Regions from separate parts of the Homo sapiens genome. Here region 1 is linked to region 2. Evidence: read pairs that join two places in POLR2A ChIA-PET (ENCODE). Cell type or tissue: Caco-2. All regions are shown on one strand.

Region 1 (5,000 bases), 210 kb before region 2:
TTAACATTGCAAATCGCCACCTCTACCCAATATGACTTAACTGTTTTCCCCTTGCGCTAACGTAACATACATTTTACTTACTTGCTTATTGTCTCTCTCCTACAACTGGAATGTAAGTTGTGTGAAGGCAGGAATTTTTATCTAGTGTGTCTTCTGCTATTTACTAGTGTCTGACCTGCAGTAAGTGTTCAGTAAATGTTTAATGAGTGAATGGTGTTTTAATTTTGTTAAATAAGCACTGCCCCACCCCCTGCCCTTTGGTGTTTAAAAAATTTTTCATTTTGAAATAATTTCCAACACAGAAGGATTCTAAGAATTCTATGAAGAATTGTCAGCTGTCCTTCATGCACATTGTCCTAATGTTAGCATTTTACTACATTTGCTTTATCATATTCCCACTCTTTGCTTCTGTCTTCTCCTCTATGTATGTACACACATATACACATGTAAATATGGATTTTTTATGACATATGCAGAGATAAGTATTTTGGTATCTATTAGTTTTGAACTGTTTTGGAGTAAGTTGCAGACATGATGTTACTTTTTTTTTAAATTCAGTATTGTTTTGTAGAATATCTCTTCGCAGCACTTTATTTCTAATAGTTTAGTGTGTATTTCTTTGCAGTCAAGGACATTTTTTCTTACATAACCACAGTACAGTTATGAAAATATGAAAATAATATTGATATAAGAATGATATCTATACATCTCATTTAGATTTTGCCAGTTGTCATAATCTAATCCCTTAAAGAAAAGAAAAACTATTCTTTTCCTGAATCAGGGTCTAGTCCAGGATTTTATGTTGCTTGTAGTTGTCATGTAAATCAGCACCTCTCTAACCTTAACCCCTCTTTAGTCTCTCGTGTTTTATTATGGATTTTTTTCTCTTAGTGAGAACCAGCACTTCTATATTCTCAACATTATTTAACTTTCATATTTGCATAGGCTGAGTAGGAGAGGTAAATAATGTTGTATATAAAGTTTCAGTGCTGCAAAAGAAATAGCACTTGAATATAAAATGTTCTTTTAATTCTCAGCAAGGCAAGGTACTTCTATAGAAGGGTGCGCCCTTACAGATGGAACAATGGTGAGTGCACACTTGGACAAGGGAGGGGAAGGGGTTCTTATCCCTGACGCATGTGGCGCCTGCTGCTGTGTCATTCCCTTATTGGCTAGGGTTAGACCACCCAGGCTAAACTAATTCCGATTGGCTAATTTAAAGAGAGTGACGGGGTGAGTGGTTTGGTGGGAAAAATGGTTATGACAGAGCAGGTGATCGGAATGAGTCAGGGTGGAGCAGGTGATTGGAATGAGTCAGGGTGGAGCAGGTAATTGGAAAAGGTTGCTTTATGAGGAAGTTAAGTTTAAAAGTAGAAGGCAAAGAATTGAACATACTTTTCTTTGAAAAGAAATTTAGAACTCATATCTAACAATAAAAAGATACAGTTTTTATTTTTAAATGTCTATTCATACATAGAAGATGGAGAATGCACAACAAAAGATTAATGAGTACCAGAAGGGTAAGTTAACAGGTCACTTATAAAAATTGGATCTTTAAAATTATTTGGTAGTTTAATGTAGACTGTTGGGAATTTCATAATATTCAAATTCCAAAGTTTTTTTTTCTTTTAAATACCAAAATTTTTATTTGCCCACCCTCTTGGTTTAGCATTATAAATCAAATCAATCTCTTTTTGACCCAGCGTTGTGATAGGAACCACCATGTTACAATGTGGTGGCAGATGTCTGCTAGATTTTTTCTGGCTCCTCTCAACCTCTGACTGTCACTTCTTTTGTCCTTTCTTGGTTGTCCTTTAACAATCTGTTATAACTCCTGTAAAATAGAGAGTAAAAGTACCAACCCTGTTGTTACCAGGTTTTATGAGGACTAAGCTAGGACTAAGTCAATCTTTCAGGAACATTCAGACTCCAGTGGTTCCTCCTTGATCTTCAGTATAGCTCCTTATCTGTAATGGGCTGAAGAACCATTGAACTGATAAACCAGGCACATGGGTATAAGTCCATAGGCCAGGTGAAGGCCTGGATATAAAATATATGGACTTTGTGATGACCACTACCAACATCCAGCCTAAAGAAGGACTGACTTAGCATTTCCAACACCAATGATCTCATGGTTCCCTGTAGATGTCTCCCTTGTACCTCCATTAAGACCAGAGCTTGAGGAAGGGCCTCTCAATTTCCCCTGCTACACTTGGAATAGTATGAGGGACTCAGCAGAGGCTGGAAACTGAATGACCAGGCCCAGGGAGTTAATGTGGGACACTGACAAACCAATTGCAGAGTTGGTGCCATGTTGAGCATTTATGTTAAAAATTCTTAACTATTCTAAACCATGCTGACATGAACTGTTTTGCAAGTAAGTTTTGCTGTATAGCCATTGTTTTTTTTAATCCTAAATTTCTAGAAGTGAAGTTTGTTAGTATATGCTGTTTGTTTTGAAAGCTTTTGACATATATTATTGCCTTTCACACAGCAAAATATATGGGTATATGCTATGTTACTGCTTATAATGGTTAAGTCTTTTCTAATTTTTAAGTGGTGAAGTTTAAATCAGTACTTTCTATATTGTTCATTATTTGTGAATAAAGGTGGTATGATCACAGCTCACCACAGATTCGATTTCCCAGGTTCAAGTGATTCTCCCACCTCAGCCTTTGGAGTGGGACTACAGTCATGCATCACCACACCGGCTAAGTTTTTGTAGAGGCAAGGTTTCGTCATGTTGCCCAGGCTGGTCTCAAACTCCTCGGCTCAAGCAGTCTGCCCAGTAGGACTCCTAAAGTGCTGGATTACAGGCATGAGGCACTGGGCCCAGCCTATTTATAATTTTCTGTACTACTTTTTCTATTTTTATTTTTCTAAGAAACAAAGATCTCTATAAAAAATTTTTTTGGAGCTTAAATGTGCACTCTTTTGTGATCACTTTAGGAAGTATATTAGTTGGACTTCTTTTTAAGCTGTCTTTGTTGTTTTCTTAATTTTTCATTTAGAATTTTCTTCTACTGACTAGACTAGTTTTTAGTTCTGACTTCCTTAATTATGTTAAAGACTACCACAGTTCCAAGAACACAGAATTAAGACCTGAGTCATTGTTACATTTCCTCATCTCCAAGTCTCTTGTCCTGTCTCCTTTATCTATTGAAATTTGAGGTCTGATGACTTTTTTTTTTTTTTTGAGACGGAGTCTTGCTCTGTCGCCCAGGCTGGAGTGCAGTGGCGCGATCTCGGCTCACTGCAAGTTCCGCCTCCCAGGTTCATGCCATTCTCCTGCCTCAGCCTCCCGAGTAGCTGGGACGACAGGTGCCCACCACCATGCCTGGCTACTTTTTTTGTATTTTTAGTAGAGACGGGGTTTCACCGTGTTAACCAGGATGGTCTTGATCTCCTGACCTCGTGATCCACCCGCCTTGGCCTCCCAAAGTGCTGGGATTACAGGTGCGAGCCACTGCGCCCAGCGTCTGATGACTTTTACTTTATAAGCTCACTGTGTCTTCCACATCTGTCCTTTATTTTACATTTCCCAAGTTTGTATCTTTAGGGCTTACTTTATTGGCAGCTGTACTGTTAGCTTCCTACCTTTGGTCTTTGTCTTTTTCTATTTCATCCTTTTTAATAGTGCCGGGTGGGAATATGTTTTTTCTTTTTTTTCATTTTCTTTTTTTTTTTGATTTGGAGTCTTGCTCTATTGCCCAGGCTGGAGTGCAGTGGCACGACCTTGGCTCACTGCAAGCTCCGCCTCCCAGGTTCACACCATTCCCCTGCCTCAGCCTCCCAAGTAGCTGGGACTACAGGTGCCCACCATCACGCCCGGATAATTTTTTGTATTTTTAGTAGAGATGGGGTTTCACCGTGTTAGCCAGGATGGTCTCAATCTCCTGACCTCGTGATCTGCCTGCCTCGGCCTCCCAAAGTGCTGGGATTACAGGCGTGAGCCACCGACCGGCCACGAATATGTTTTTTCTTATTCAAAAAGCAGGCAGTGCCCCCACTCCTTTTTTTTTTTTTTTTTTTTTTTTTTTGGACAAAGTCTTGTTGTCACCCAGGCTGGAGTGCAGTGACACGATCTCAGCTCACAGGCAATGCCATTTTATGAAAAAGTGTGGGGTATCTTCAACTAACCTAATATTACACCTAATATTTTATTGTATTTCCCTGTTCACAACTTTTTAGTCAGGTATCTATCTGTCTCTTGTTTTTTCATGTATGGCTTTTGCTTTCCCACATTCACACCATTGCTCATTGTGTTTTTTCGTTCTGGAACCCTTGTTTTCTAAATTCTACATATGCTAATCTTACTAATACTAATTCTTAACTAATTTTATGAGTTCATGAAGTCCCAACTTGCAGCATAATTTTTTTGTGAAACTTTTCCTGCTTCTCGGTACTAAAAATAATGTTTCTCTTAGAAGGTTTTTAGCACTTATCATAAACCAAAATTCCATTAAAAGTATCTTTGTATACTATAGTTTATTATTTTATATTGCACGTATTTATCTCTTTATCTTTTAATTGTGTATGTATAAAATTTTTGCATTATGCAGTCCCCAAAAAAGTTAATATATATTATTTGTGATACGGTGTGGATTATTTCACATTCACAGCTCATTATGCCAGATAAGGCACAAAGGTTAAAGAATGTTTTTGTATCTTTGTTTCTTAAAACTTCTAGGAAAGTCATTGCACATTCATACTGCAACTTAACCTATTCTAGAGCTTTGGAATAGAGTATTTGGGATAAGTTATTTTCCTACACAGCAGGGCTAATTTGTGTATTTAAAACAGTTTACTAGAAATGTAGATACACATTTAAATTGAATAGTATACAGTTGTCCTAAAGATTGCTGTAAATTCTGAGATTAGATTGCATCATTTTTATATAGGAACAGTGAAGATTAATGACTTCCTATGTATATGTAACATATTTTCCATGAAATTCATTACTTACTGTGTTGCTGCAGGCTTTCTTTCAGGTATTTCAG
Region 2 (5,000 bases):
CTGAGGCAGGAGAATCGCTTGAACCCCAGAGGCCGAGGTTGCAGTGAGCTGAGATTGCGCAACTGCGCTCCAGCCTGGGCAACAAGAGCAAAACTCTGTCTCAAAAAAAAAAAGAGATTGCAAAAAGAGAATATAATCTCTACACCACACTGTTAATATGTGATTTTTCTTTTTACACTTCCTTGTTTCCAATATTTGGAATTTATATGTAAGCTTGACAATAAAATTTCAGAGTCTTGAATTGCCAAGGATTAATGTGCATTAGCCTGCTTCGTATCCATTCTTTGGGAAATCTTTTAATTCTTTAATCACGGAAGTTAACCTTTTACTGCTTGAATTTTTTACTTGAGTTTTTCACGCTTCTAATGATATTTTTTATTTTTTTAACTTATGATATAGCATCCTGCTAATAATACAGTACATTGATTGGATAATCAATCCCCTATTTCCTAGAATTTATTAATCTTTTCTCTTTACTCAATCGTTTGCTACTTTATATCACTGAGGATTTGCATCAGTGTTTATGTATTTCTTAATATTTCCTTAAAAATGTTACAGTGAATTTTACTCTGCCATATTATTTTGAATTATTATACAATAAAAATGACTAATTTTTTATTTATGTACAGTCTTATGAATTTTAATGTGTTTAGATTTTTGTAGTCATCACCATAATCAAGATACATAACAGTTTCATCATCCCAGAAGACTTCTTCATGCTATCCTTTTATAGTCATATGCTCACCCCAACTGAAGCTCCTGGACATCAGTGATTTGTTTTTCATTACTATAGTTTCATCTTTCTAAGATTTCCAAATAAATGAAATCATACAGCATGTAACCGTTGAGAGCATGTCTTTCACTGAGCATAATATCTTCCTGAAAGTAATGTTTTTGACATTAATTCAAGTTGTGTGAGTCAAAGTTGGTTCCTTTTTACTGCTGAGTAATATTCCACTGTGTGGATACTTCAGTTTGCTTTATCCATCCGGCTACTGAAGGACATTGAGTTGTGTCCAGTATTTGGCTATCACAATTAAGTCTGTCATGAACATTTGTATGCAAATTTTTGTCTGAATTCATAAGTACTCATTTCTATTAAGTAAATGCCCCAGAGTAAAATTGCTAGGTTTTATGGTAATTATATATTTAACTTTATTAGAAACTGTCAAACCATTTTCCAGAGTGGCTGTACCATTCTGCATTCCTGCTAACAATGTATGAGCTTCAGTTATTGTGTATCGTCATTGGTACTTGATAATCTTTACTTTAGCCATCCTTCTAAGTATATAGTGGTATCTCATCATGCTTTTAACATTTTTCCTTTTTTTTTTTTTTTTTTTTTTTTTTTTTTGGAGATAGAGTCTCATTCTGTCACCCAGGCTGGAGCGCAGTGGCACAATCTGGGATTACAGACACCTGCCACCACACCCAGCTAATTTTTTGTATTTTTAATAGAAACGGGGTTCACCACATTGCCCAGGCTGGTCTTGAACTTGTGGGCTCAAGCTGTCCACCCACCTGGGCCTCCCAAAGTGCTGGGAGTACAGGCATGAACCACCACACCTGGCCTAACATATTTTTCCTAATACTAAAGATGTTGAGGCTGGACGCGGTGTCCTATGTCTATAATCCCAGCACTTTGAGAGGTCGATACAGGCAGATCGTTTGAGCCCAGGAGTTTGAGACCAGCCTGGCCAACATGGTGAAACCCTGTCTCTACTAAAAATATAAAAATTAGCTGGGCATGGTAGCACACATCTGTAATCCTAGCTACTCGGAAAGCTGATGCACAAGAATTCACTGAACCTGGGAGATGGAGGTTGCAGTGAGCCGAGATCATGCCACTGCACTCCAGCCTGGGCAACAGAGTGAGACTTCGTCTGAAAAAAAAAAAAAAAAAAAAAAAAAAAAGAGGTTTTTTCATGTGTTTATTTATTTGCCAGCCTTATATCCTCTTTGGGAAAGCCATATTGATTATTTATTTGCATCTAAATGCTCATTTTTTGAAGAGGATGTTAATTGTCGCTCATATTAACCCAGTCTAAAAATGATAGACCAATATTGGCTATCAGACACAATTAAGTTTAGTTCACTCTTTTATCATGCACATGTCCACTAAAAAGTTTGAGCCTCCTTCTATTTAAGGTCTCTTGCCAACAGAAAAATAGAAGAGCCCAGATTTTCCACTGTCATTACGTGGATTTTTAGGTTTTTAAACATGTCCTATAGGTGTGGGTAATATGCATGTATACACACACACACACACACACACACACACATATATGCATAATTATTTTCCTTACTATTATTCTCTAGTCTTAATTCAGACTTTGTTTTCCAGGTAAACTCAGTTTTCTAAACTTAAACATTCCAGAAGCTTTACATTAATTAGAAAATTAATCTTCAAGATGTGTGATATCTGTCATTAGCCACAAGCTGAATGATTCTCACTGATTCAGCCAGCTAGTCAGAGATAAAAAGGTATAGTTCTTTTAAAGAACTATTAAGGAAAGGGACTAATAACAATTTTATTTTGATTAAAGTAGTGCTGGCTGCTATAATCAGTTAATTTCAAAATCTGAGTGGCTTAACACATAGAAATTTATTTCTCACACCCATAACCGTAAAGTATCATTAGGGGGAGTAGGGTGTTAATTGCTCTCCCCAGTCATTCAGGGACCGAAGTTTTCATGGGGTATTGGTGTCCTGGCAGACAGGAGAAGATAAAAAGATAGAAAAGGCACTCCTACTTGTTAATTTGCCTAGAAATGTGCAATACACATTAGCGTTTCCTCCTAGGAACACCATTTCCTCATGGAAACAGGAGGGCAGAGAAGATGGGTTGGAAGAAATTATTAGTCATCAGACTAATAATGACTTGCTGTCATTTGATGATCCTCTCCAGGCTCAGAGCAATGTTAATCCAAGGCAGAAAGAGTATGGTACTCAAGGTTGCAACAGTGGCTTTTGCCTTTTTCAATTTTTTGTTCCTTGTTTCTTGTGTCATTTGTCCTCCAGAAAGACGAAGTTACTGAACAATGATTTCTGGACAAGTTAGGATAACATTGCTGGTGTGGAGGACAAAATATCAAAATGGCTAAGAGTGAAGCTTGACAGGAGAAGTTCTAAATGGTGTCTGATAAGCTATATTGTTATAGAATTATGTCTGCGAGAAAGCAGAATGTTTCCAAGTCAATAAGAGCAAGCTTTTTATTTTAAGGTAATGCAGTGGAGTCCCTTTAAAAGTAAACTTAAAAGGAATACCAATGTGTGAAACAGATTAGAATGGAAATTCTATATTTGAAACAGGTAATGGGATGGCCAAGTGTCTCTGTTCCCTCATAACCCCTGACAAGAAACTTCTTTAAAACTATGAAACAGCCTGAAATATTTATAGTGTAGAATAATAGAAAAGTAGAAGGAAAGGAAGTGATATTTATAATGAGTAGGACAATGACATAACCAAAATAAAGCAATTCTTCAACATTACTCTTTTCCAGCTTAATTTCCCATTGATTACTATTAATTTATATATCACTCTTCTAGTAATTTAACAGATAGGGTTGTTTCAAATTCAAATCTTGTCTTTTCCATTCAGACCTCATTATTATTGTACTTAATATTATAATTTAGAATTTACCTTAAGGTATCTCAGGACCATTGAACATCTTCTAGTGTATTAGGGTAATTTTTTTAGCACTAATGTTTATAACTTGACAATGTTCCAGTAGTCTATTTTCTGCATTCTGACATGAGTCAATCATTTAATTATGTTTAATAAAATCCTGACATCATCTCATTAATTTTGCACCAAAGGCAGCGCACCACTTATTCCTCTAATTCTTTTTTTCTTCCCTTTTCCTTTTTCTTTTTTTTTTCTTTTCTTTTCTTTTTTTTTTTTTTTTTTTTTTTTTTTTTAAGACAGTCTCACTCTGTCGCCCAGGCTAGAGTGCATTGGTGTGATCTTGACTCATAAAACCTCTGCCTCCCAGGTTCAAGTCATTCTCCTGCCTCAGCCTCCTTAGTAACCAGGAATACAGGCATGTGCCACCATGCTTAGCTAATTTTTGTATTTTTAGTAGAGACAGGGTTTTGCCATGTTGGCCAGGCTGGTCTAGAACTCCTGACCTCAGGTGATCCACTCACCTCGGCCTCCCAAAGTGCTGGGATTACAGGCGTGAGCCACTGCACCCAGGACCAGGTCATTCCTCATACCTCCAATTCTTAAGAGTTATTGTCAGTCTCAAGTAGGCACATTGGAAGTATCTTTTGCTTGAGTGATCTGAAACCTGAAAATTTATTATTTTTTTTTCTTTTTTAGACAGAGTCTCACTGTCACCCACGCTGGGGTACAGTGGCATGATCTCGACTCACTGCAACCTTCTCCTCCTGGGTTAAAGTGATTCTCATATCTCAGCCTCCAAGTAGCTGAGACAGGCATGTGCCACCACACCCGGTAATTTTTTATATTTTTAGTAGAGACGGGGTTTCACCATCTTGGCCAGGCTGGTCTTGAACTCCTGACCTCAGGTGATCCACCCGCCTCGGCCTGCCAAAATGCTGAGATTACAGATGTGAACCACTGTGCCTGGTCTGAAACCTGAAAATTTTAAAGTAAAATCAGCTAGGCCGGGCACGGTGGCTGACACCTGTAATCCTAACACTGTGGGAGGCTGAGGTGGGCAGATCATGAGCTCAGGAGTTCGAGACCAGCCTGGCCAACATAGTGAAACCCCATCTCTACTGAAAATACAAAGATTAGCCGGGTGTGGTGGCACGCACCTGTAGTCCCAGCTACTCAGGTGGCTGAAGCGGGAGAATCACTTGAACCCGGGAGGAGGAGGTTGCAGTGAGCCAAGACCACACCATTGCACTCCAGCCTGGGTGACAGAGTGAGACTCTGTCCCCCCCAAAAAAATTAAATTAAATTAAAAAAATAAAATCAGCTCTAACTCTCAACTAGTTCCTGCAGCATTCTACTTATTGATTTTCCTTTT

The links. ChIA-PET counts read pairs that join two places held together with the same protein. Peaks named below come from ENCODE experiments on the same cell type or tissue, not always from the same donor. Only the 100,000 strongest peaks of a DNase experiment are listed, where the experiment ranks them.
Region 1: POLR2A ChIA-PET joins it to region 2 with 6 read pairs; 2 of 35 experiments call an interaction of 5 or more read pairs at or near these places.

What each region holds. Positions count from the first base shown.
Region 1 is chr3:136,614,465-136,619,464 of GRCh38, reverse strand. The region is part of intron 3 of STAG1 (STAG1 cohesin complex component); the gene reads left to right. Among named protein-coding and RNA genes, the nearest start is that of STAG1, 140 kb to the left of the region's middle. In Caco-2, no CTCF peak of the experiment used is centred here; a DNase peak (open chromatin) is centred at 2,214.
Region 2 is chr3:136,402,146-136,407,145 of GRCh38, reverse strand. The region is part of intron 21 of STAG1 (STAG1 cohesin complex component); the gene reads left to right. Among named protein-coding and RNA genes, the nearest start is that of PCCB, 150 kb to the right of the region's middle. In Caco-2, no CTCF peak of the experiment used is centred here; no DNase peak of the experiment used is centred here.